Regions from separate parts of the Homo sapiens genome. Here region 2 is linked to region 1. A link is an interaction called in ENCODE POLR2A ChIA-PET data of the cell type or tissue named here. Cell type or tissue: endothelial cell of umbilical vein. All regions are shown on one strand. Links, peaks and the distances in the headings refer to the core of each region. The heading gives the core; the rest is flanking DNA.

Evidence for each region. Peaks named below come from ENCODE experiments on the same cell type or tissue, not always from the same donor. Only the 100,000 strongest peaks of a DNase experiment are listed, where the experiment ranks them.
Region 2: POLR2A ChIA-PET joins it to region 1 with 8 read pairs; 3 of 35 experiments call an interaction of 5 or more read pairs at or near these places.

The regions. Positions count from the first base shown.
Region 1 is chr17:47,259,544-47,265,903 of GRCh38, forward strand. All of the region lies in intron 1 of ITGB3 (integrin subunit beta 3), which reads left to right. Among named protein-coding and RNA genes, the nearest start is that of ITGB3, 8.9 kb to the left of the region's middle. In endothelial cell of umbilical vein, for the core only: no CTCF peak of the experiment used is centred there; a DNase peak (open chromatin) is centred at 3,238; H3K27ac peaks cover 1,003 bases.
Region 2 is chr17:47,623,178-47,627,177 of GRCh38, forward strand. It overlaps NPEPPS (aminopeptidase puromycin sensitive), which reads left to right. Exons shown (of 23, transcript NM_006310.4): 23 at 1-99. It overlaps KPNB1-DT (KPNB1 divergent transcript), which reads right to left. Exons shown (of 4, transcript NR_171700.1): 3 at 3,370-3,450. Among named protein-coding and RNA genes, the nearest start is that of KPNB1-DT, 24 kb to the right of the region's middle. In endothelial cell of umbilical vein, for the core only: no CTCF peak of the experiment used is centred there; no DNase peak of the experiment used is centred there.

The sequences.
Region 1 (6,360 bases), core at 1,322-5,321:
TCAAGGAGAGAAAGAAAAAGAACAAGGTGATACACATTTTAAAAAAGTCAAAATAACAAATATTGTTATTTCTTGGCTGGGCGCGGTGGCTCATGCCTGTAATCCCAGCACTTTGGGAGGCCGAGGCGGGCGGATCACCTGAGGTCAGGAGTTCAAGACCAGCCTGACCAACATGGAGAAACCCTGTCTCTACTAAAAATACAAAATCAGCTGGGCATGGTGGCATGCGTCTGTAATCCCAGCTACTCGGGAGGCTGAGGCAGGAGAATCGCTTGAACCCAGGAGGCAGAGGTTGCAGTGAGCCGAGATTGTGCCATTGCACTCCAGCCTGAGCAACAAGAGCAAAACTCTGTCTCAAAAAACAGAACAAAACAAAACAAATATTGTTATTTCTCAAATAGGTTCATCCACATAGGATCATTGTCAGTCGTTAAAATTGCTGGTTCCCTTCTAATTCTATTCCCCTATAATGTTCATATTAATCAGGTGGTGTGTTCTGTTTAGACATTTCCCCTCGCATTTATGTTTATTTGTGTGTGTGTGTGTATTCCTTTACTTAAACCCATGATATATAGTACTTCCTTTTATATAGAAAAAAGCTCAGTGTGGAAAGAACAACGTATCTGGAATTAAGAAACCTACATTCGATTCACAGTTCTGCAGGCTTTTTCATCAGCTTGCTGGGTGACTTTGAACAAGTGACTTTACCTTTAGGCATCAGTCTCTTGGTGTCCCAGGGGCTGCAAAGTGGGACAGAGAAGATGAAGGGAAATACTTCAATTTGCTCCTGCCCCTTCCCCACCACCTTCAACTGGAACTCCTTTAACTAATTAACAATTTGGAGTTCATGTAAGGATTTCTTTGGGAAAAAAAGAAGATCCTGCTGTTAAAATCAAGCTTGAAAAACTTTGCACTAGAAGAGAGCTCCAGAAGTTTGGCAAAAGACATATTCAGTAGCCACTTAAAAAGTCCCTGTAGTCAACCCTACATCTCTTTGCTAATGGAAATTTTGGATAGAGAAACCTGGGTCTGTGAGATCCACTGATGGCTCCAGACCCCAACTTTAGCCATCGCACGTGTTGAACTCCAGGTTGAGCCTTTGCTGGAGCCGCCTGCAAGGAGCATGTTTGACCAATCCCCAGTGGAGGGGAGGGTGGTGTTTCCTTTCTGGGACTTCCACAAGTTGAGAACAGACCATGCTGCCCTGGGCAGTTCTTGAAGGCTGTGAGAGTGGGCCTGACAAAGTTTATTCCTTTTTTTTTTTCCATTCTCTTTTATTATTATTATTGTTTGAAATTGACAAATAAAAATTATGTATATTTATGATGTACAACATGATGTCTTGAAATATGTGCGCATTGTGGAATGGTTAAATGAAGTTAAATAACATATGCATTACCTCACATACATACTTCTGATTTATTTGTGGTGAGAACACTTAAAAATCTCCTCCCAGCAATTTTCAGGTAGATGACATACGGTTATTAACTATAGTCACCATGTTGTACAGTGGATCTCTTGAACTTATTCCTCTTGTCTAACTGAAAATTTATATCCCTTGACCAGCATCTCCTCATGCAAACCATACCCCAAAGCTCATTTCTGTGTTCCTGCTGAGTTTGCCATTCCAAGAGGTTTTGATGCTGAAGGTGCAGTTTGTGGAAAGCCCAGCAGACTCTGGGGAGCCTACATTTAAATAAATGCAAATGTCGACAGGGAGGCAGAACAGAGGACATTTCAAATTAGCTTTAATTTTCTTTTAGCTTATAAAAGTAATTAAGCTTATTATTTAAAAAAAGGCAGCTCAGAAATATAATGCAGAAAGTACCAGTACCAGTTCCTTGTAGTCTTGTCCTTAAAGATAACCACTGTTGATAGTTACTGCAGAGTTTTTTTCTATGTATTTGTCAACATATATAATTATTTATCATTATTGTTATTTCTCAAATAGGATAATCAATAATAGGATCATTGTCTTTTTTTTTTTTTTTTTTGAGATGGAGTCTCACTCTGTCGCCCAGGCTGGAGTGCAGTTGTGTGATCCCAGCTCACTGCAACCTCCGCCTCCTGGGTTCAAGCAATTCTCCTGCCTCAGATTCCCGAGTAGCTGGGATCACAGGCATTTGCCACCACGCCCAGCTAATTTTTGTGTTTTTGATAGAGACAGGGTTTGGCCATGTTGGCCAGGCTGGTTTTGAACTCCTAACCACAGGTGATCCACCCGCCTCGGCCTCCCAAAGTGCTGGGATTACACGCATAAGCCACCGCACCTGGCCCATTGTCTCTTAATAATATACTCTAGGCATCTTTTTATGTCAGTTTATGGCTTTCCATTATTTATCCCAAGAGCTATAATTCTAGCCATAAGGCATACTCTTTGTTATATGGATATATCAGAATTTACTTAACCAATTCCCTGTTGGCAGACATTGGGATCATTCCCAATTATTTGCTACTACAAATAAAGCTGCAGGGGATATCCTTATTCATTTATTATGCACCTTTGTTCAAGTGTTTCTACAGACTTAATTTCTTGAATGAAAGTTGGTGGGTCGAAGGGCATGCGTATTTTAAATTTAAATTTTAGTAGGTGTTGTCAATTTGTCCTCCCAAACGGTTGAACCAGTTTGCTTTCCTACCAAGACAGGCTGGCAGTAAGGACTGGTGTTAGCACCGCGGCCTGCTGTCCACACCCATAACACATGAGCTGGGGGAGGAAGGCTGCAGAACTGGACAGCAGGATGCCAAGGAGGTCACCAATAGGGCACCCCTGGGCTGAGCCTCGGACAGCTTGGTACAGACCTGCTTCTTCTGTATACTGAATGAGGTGGGGTCGATGCTAATAAAAATTTCCAGAACTCTTGAGATGCAGCGTTTGAGTCAAATATCAGGCCATCAGGAAGAAATGGCCACTTGTGCCTTGTTTGAGGGTTCTCATGCCTTGGGTTGCTAGGCTTCCTAGGGTATGAGTCCCCCTGTTGATGTTTTCTGGCTGGAAGAGTGGATACTTCCAGGACTGGCAGCACCTTGAAGATCATCAAATTTGACACCTGTTTGTTTTACAAAAAAGCAAAAAGGGAGTTCCTGAGAAGTGAAGTGACTTGTCCAAGATCATACAACTGGCTCAGTGGCATTGGTTGGGTCTCTCCCTGGGGACTCTTGTCTCCTGCCCAGAGTGATTTCTTCACTATATCCTGTTAGAGACAAAGGGCCCTTTCACGTCTGACCCTGAGGTGGAGGCGAGGGGATGGGGATTCCTGGTGTAGGAAGTGACTAGAGTGAAAGTAAGGGGGAAGGAAATGAACATTTATTGAGCATCCACTATAGAGGGTTCTTTCATACGTGTTATGTCATTTAATCCTAACAACTCGGGAGCACTGGGGAAAGGAAGCAGCTGTTTGGAGTCTCCGGTGCTTGGCCGATGTGGCTGGTTAGACCCGTTAAATACTACAGAGCAGTTATCACTTCTCGACTATGAATGTGACATAGACTCAAAGAGGCACTGGGCCTTGGAGAGAGCACCAGAGAGATGAAGGGATGTACTTGAGGTCATACGGCCAGAGGAAGGGCAAAGATGGCTTTAGACGTGAGGTTTCCTGCTGCTTTGCATGCTTTTTCTGCCATATCCATCTGTTGTTTTACTGCTCCTGCCTTACCACATTTCTCAGGAGCTGGGTGTTAATTTTAGACCACAACCTTAGAGAAGACAGGACTCTGTCCCTGGAATGGGCTTTATGCAGTCTTCAGCACATGGCGACCTAATTAACCTCATTGGAGATGATAACCAGACATAATGTGGCTTCATTTACAAGGACAGGACCTGCCCTAGATCTTCCCATTAACATCATCTTGAAGTGTCAGCTCCACAGAGAGACCTTTCCTGACCACATGCTTTAAAGGAGACTCCTTCCCTCATTGCTTGCTATTCCCCGCCCCCCCCACCCCCACCCTTTCTTTTCCCTTTGAGGCAGAGTCTCACTCCATCACACAGGCTGGAGTGCAGTGGCACGATCTTGGCTCACTGCAAACTCCGCCTCCCATGTTCAAGCAATTCTCCTGCCTCAGCCTCCCAAGTAGCTGGGATTACAGGTGCGTGCCACCATGCCCAGCTAATTTTTCTAGTTTTAGTAAAGACTGGATTTCGCCATGTTGGCCAGGCTGGTCTTGAACTCCTGACCTCAGGTGATCTACCCGCCTTGGCCTCCCACAGTGCTCAGATTACAGTGTTAGCCACCATGCCCGGCCTATCCTGCTTTATTTTCTTACAGCATGAAGGGTCAATGAAAGGATATGGCCAGTGGTCAAGACATTTGAACTTTGTGTACAGGGAATCCCCTTGCTCAGACAAAAATCCTTCCTGTTTTTCCCTTGTGAACAAAAGTTCTCTGAAAAGGAATTGGGAGGAAAGACTTTATTCCAATGAACAGTTTGGAAACTGGGGAAACTCAGCTGTTGGTGTCAGAATTGGGGGTTTATAATGAAAGTTCCTGCCTAGGATCCTGATGAGGTCCACTTATGCAAATGAACAATTCCAACTTGCTTAGTTCTGTTTGGTTGAAACAACTGAGGCCTGATTGGTCAAGGCAGCAGAGCCCTGACTGGTTATTTTAGGTTAGCTCTGGAGGTCCCAAAGTTGAAGAGAGGTGTTGATTTTCAGGGAACTCAAAGTGGGTTGTGACCTCTAGTCAGCAAATGGCAGCTTTGCTCTGTTTAAAATTTAGGCCCACTTAGCCACTCCAGATCTATCTTGAAGGACTGGCTCTTTCAGGTTCACATTTGTTCACACCCTCATGCCCCATGAGCCATCCATCAGCAAGTCTTTAGATGGAACGTATCTAGAGTCTGACCACATCAGTGGCTCCGCTACTGTCCAAATCCACTGCCATCTGTTGCCTGGATTATTTTAGTACATTTCTAATTGAATAATAAGTCTCTTTCCTTTTTGCTTCCCTTCTTTCTGTCTTGCACTCAGCAGCCAGGATGATCTTTTTTTGCTCACCTCTGCTCAGATTCCTCCAGTGGCTTCCCACTATGTGGAGAAAAAAGCCACACTCTCTACCATGGCCTATAGCTTCCTAGTGTTCTGGTCCCTAACTGCTCCTCTAACCTCCTCTGTGCTTTTCTCTTCCTCCTTTCTCTCCACCTGCTATTTCTTTAACAGGCTGATGTCCATCCAGATCTTGCCTTGGGTTCTTTCTGGAATGTCTGTGCCTTGGATCGTCCCAGGATTCACTCTTTAACATCATTTTGAAATGTCAGCTCCACAGAGAGACCTTTTCTGATCACATGCTCTAAAGAGAGTCCTTCCCCTTATTGCTTGTTATTCCTTTATCCTGCTTTATTTTCTTACAGCATTTGCCACTGTTTGAAATTGTGCATTTTTGTTGTGTATTTTTTGTTACCATCTTCCTCACTAAAATGTAAGCTTCACAAGAGCAGGGGCTTTGTTTAGTTTATCAGTGTGTCTCCAGTGCCTAGGAGAGTGCCTGGCACAGGTAGATGCTCAATGAATATTTGTCGAGTAAATGAATGAATGAATCAATGAATGCTGACACCATTGATATATATAGGTAGAAAAATGTACAGCTAAAGTAACCATTTTTCAAACCTTATCCATACGTGGATTAAATGCAACAAAAATTTCATTTCATGCTGGCTTTTTTTCAATCATGCAAAGTATTTCACGGCAGTGTTCTTCAAAATCATGCCATATACATGATGGAGATGCAAATCCATTTTGTATTAGTTTCTTAGGGCTGTTGTAACAAAGCACCACAAACTGGGTGGCATAAAACAACAGAAATTTATTCTTGTTGGAAGCTAGAAATCTGAAATTAAGGTGTCAGCAGGCCCATGGTCCCTCTGAGACTCTGGGTAGAATCCTTCCTCCTTCCTATCTTCTGGTGTTGGCTGGCAATCCTTGGTGTTCCTTAGTTTCTGGCTGTATCACTCCAATCTCTGCCTCATGTGGCATTCTCTCTATATGTCTCTCTCTTCGTGTGGTGTTTTCCTCTTCTCATAAGGACATCAGTCATGTTGGATTAGGGCCTACCCTAACGACATCAATTGATCACATCTGCAAAGACCTGATTTCTCTGTAAGGTCATGGTCATGGGCACTGGGGTAAGGACTTCAACATATCTTTTTTGGGGACATAAGTCAACTTATAACACATTTTAATATTGGTGGAGGCAAGTTATACACAAATGTTTTCCAATGTTAAATACCGTACTTAACTGGCTCTGATATACTTAAAAACAGTTTTAAATCTCTAAAATCAGGACATATACTATATTCATAGTGTTAGATTTGATGAAATATGGTGCCTGGGTTCTCTACTGCTTTGGGTGATGCTTACTG
Region 2 (4,000 bases), core at 1-4,000, 360 kb after region 1:
AGATTGTGAGACTGCTTCCTTGAAACATTTTTGTGCTATTGTTTTAAAAAAATAATTAAAAAACAGTTGGCGTTAATAAAAATGTCAATGTGAAACTGATGTCCTGATTCACTTTATTCTCTTTCTTTGATAAGAAACTAAAAACTTTCCTATCATTCAGTAGGCTTATGCAAAGTTATACTATCATAGGATTTTTCAAATTCAAAAAAAATCCAGTTCCTTAATTCCTAATTTATAGATCTTAACAGAAAAATCCTGAGATTCATTCTAAATCAGTTCTACATTCTCAAAACTCTCTCAGAGACTCTTATAGTCAGCATTCAGGAATGAACTTGAGACTTCCTCAGTCCCTAGTTTTGAGGCACCCTAGTTCAGGCACCATGCTCAGGGCTGCCCTTAGGCTCTCAAATGTTCTTAAGGCACCAGTGAAGCAGGGGCACCAAAAAGACTGAGAAAAATGCAGGTTTAATTGAAGAACTCAGAATTTTGCAATCAGAAATTCTGGAAACAGGTTATTTTACTTTCAGCATACATGTGATTTTTGTCTGTAATAATAGTTAAGTAGTTTGAATTACGTTCAGGGAGAGGTTATACTAGATGTCTTCCATTTGCCTTTCAGAACCCCTCTTCATCCCACTCTGGACCCCAGCGGGTGCTGACCCACATGGACTGCAGCATGAATGGCTCCCTTGCCCTCTGACTTCAGCTTCTGTTTATCCAATTATTAATATCCAAAGAAGATGAGAAGATATAAGGAAGAGATGGTCAGAGTACTCTGGCTTTCTCATTGCCAGGTCACATGGGTTGTCTGTGTCCCTTTAGCAAAGACCACAGCTCTTACCAAGCAGCCCCCTCTAGCTTCTGGCTCCTTCTCTTTGCTCCTTCACATCTAGGAATAGAAAGAAAGGAGAACTCGAGAGCTGGGTGCGGTGGCTCACGCTTGTAATCCCAGCACTTTGGGAGGCCGAGACGGGTAGATCACCTGAGGTCAAGAATTCAAGACCAGCCTGGCCAACATGGTGAAACCCCGTCTCTACTAAAAATACAAAAATTAGCTGGGCATGGTGGCGCATGCCTGTAATCCCAGCTACTCGGGAGGCTGAGGCAGGAGAATTGCCAGAACCCAGGAGGCAGAGGTTGCAGTGAGCCAAGACCGTGCCACTGCACTCCAGCCTGGGCAACAAGAGTGAAACTCCGTCTCCAAAAAAAAAAAAGAAGACTCAAGCTGGGTGCGGTCACTCACACCTGTAATCCCAGCACTTTGGGAGGCTGAGGTAGACAGATCACCTGAGGTCAGGAGTTTCAGACCAGCCTGGTCAACATGATGAAACCCCTGTTTCTACTAAAAATACAAAAATTGGCCAAGCATGGTGATGCATGTCTGTAATACCAGCTACTTGAGAGGCTGAGGCACAAGAATTGCTTGAGCCTGGGAGGCAGAGGCTGCAGTGAGCTGAGATCGTGCCACTGCACTCCAGCCTGGGCAACAGAGCGAGACTGTCTCAAAAAAAAAAAAAAAAAAAAAAAAAAGGACTTAGTTACCAGCCCTGGATTACGCCATTATTCTTCATTGATTTTCCTGCACTCTGTCCATGTCTCTGTAAATAGTCCTTTATTAAACCTTCCTCAGTTTGTGTTCTTTCCTACCAATACCTTGAGTGATTTGGGCACAATAGCCCTGCTGCTTTGGGTCTCTAAAGGTTTTAATTCAGCCTTTTCTGTGTCAGATGTTTTGTTTTTCAAATAGCTCCCTATCATAAGTCATACACCCATTTTACAGATGAGAATGCAGACTCAGAAAAGTAAGGCAAATTAATACAGCAAAATAACTATCAACCAGTGATCAAGCCAGGTTTGCTAGTCTCCAAAGGCTGTGGTCTTTCAGGGAACTGCCATGTCTCCACAATTAAAAGATCATAGTTAGACTGGGCCAGGCAATAGCATTAAAGCTTAATTACTTTTTCCTAATATATTTTGGTTACAAATTTTAGTGGAAATCAGAAGGTTTGGAAGAAACAAGTATGTTAATGCCTCCTATGGAGAGTTTTACATTATTTTTCATTAATGAGATTCAGTAAAGCTTTTTGGAACAGTGGGCAGTGGTGGGGTGAATTCTCAACTTGCAATTTCTAAGGATAGGTTTTAGGGAGCAAGGAATAAATCTGTTGAGTACAACTTGGGGAGGATTAAGAGGAGTTCTATAGCTCTAAATAGATTCTTCAAATTCTATAACCCAAAAAGTTTCCAGAATTACCAGAAAGACATCATGGAGCCACATGTAAGTGCTAATGTTTTTTGTTTTTATTTTTTAGCAAGTTATTAAATAAAAGCAAGTGGGCCGGGCACAGTGGCTCATGCTTGTAATCCCAACACTTACCAAGGCAGGTGGATTACCTGAGGTCAGGAGATCAAGACCAGCCTGGCCAACATGGCGAAACCCCGTCTCTGCTAAAAATACAAAAATTAGTCGGTGTGGTGGTGCATGCCTATAATCCCAGCTACTCGGGAGTCTGAGGTGAGAGAATCTACTTGAACCCAGGAGGCAGAGGTTGCAGTGAGCTGAGATTGCACCACTGCACTCCAGCCTGGGTAACAGAGCAAGATTCCCTCTCAAAAAAAAACAATTAATTTTAAAATAAACAGGCCAGGCGCGGTGGCTCACGCCAGTATTCCCAGCACTTGGGAGGCCCAGGCGGGCAGTTCACCTGAGGTCGGGAGTTTGAGACTAGCCTGACCAACATGGAGAAACCCTGTCTCTACTAAAAAAAAAAAAAAAAAAAAAAAAATTAGCCGGGTGTGGTGGCGCATGCCTGTAATCCCAGCTACTTGGGAGGCTGAGGCAGGAGAATTGCTTGAACCCGGGAGGCGCAGGTCACAGTGAGCCGAGATCGCGCCATTGCACTCCAGCCTGGGCAACAAGAGCGAAACTCCATCTCAAAAATAAAATGCATAAATAAAAATCCAAGCTTTTGGTAATATGTTTATACTGCTGAATCTATACTTACAGCGTCACTCTTGACTGAAAAATATATTGCTTGATAGAACTGAATCTCTTCCTTTACTAGATACTAGTTTTAGGGTTTCAGAGTTGGTTTTCTCTAAATAAGAGTATTTGTGACAATGCAAAATACCCACCCAAGAAGGACCGTGCCTTCTTGTACCAACCCTGGTGCAAGCAAAATGATTGAGGTGTTTGGTTTCAAATGCAAGAATAAGAGCCTTGATGTTAACAAAACATTGAGCCGAACAACTGCCTTCCCTAGGAAACCAAATCAGAGGACTGGTTGTTCTACCAGTTTGATGGCCAGTGTTGTGATAGGTGACAGTGTCAGGTGAAGGAAAGTCAAGTGAGTTGTTACTGCCACTTACAAAGACCTGTGATTGCTCCTGTGATTCCACTGCAAGTATATGGCAGCTGTAGCTTTCACTACTGGGCTTCTGTTTCCAACACTGGGGAGGAATTGGCAGAGAATGAACATAGTTTACTGTCATGATCTGTGCTTTCTCAGGGAGGTTGTAGCAGCTAACAGCAGATATACTATACATCAATTAAGATGACTACCAGGAAGAAAAAAATAATCCTTGCCGTGGTTTGGCTGACAGTACCAATATGGTCCTCTGAGACATCCCCTACCCCTACTCTAACCACCTTTAACCTTCATCACCAATTTGACAAATTTTACAGGTGTATTACGTTACACTGCAATTCTGGGCAACTCTTAATAGGGCACTGATTACCTTGCATTATTTGTACTCATCTGGACATTCTCTTCCTTAATGTTTATTAGCCTGTACTTTTAAAGTTAAGCAGGGGGCCAGGCACCGTGGCTCACGCCTGTAATCCCAGCACTTTGGGAGGCTGAGGCAGGCGGATCACTTGAGCCCAGGAGTTTGAGACCAGCCTGGACAACATAGTGAAACCCCATCTCTACAAAAAATACAAACATTAGCTGGGTGTGGTGGTATGCTCCCGTAGTCCCAGCTACCTGGGAGGCTGAGG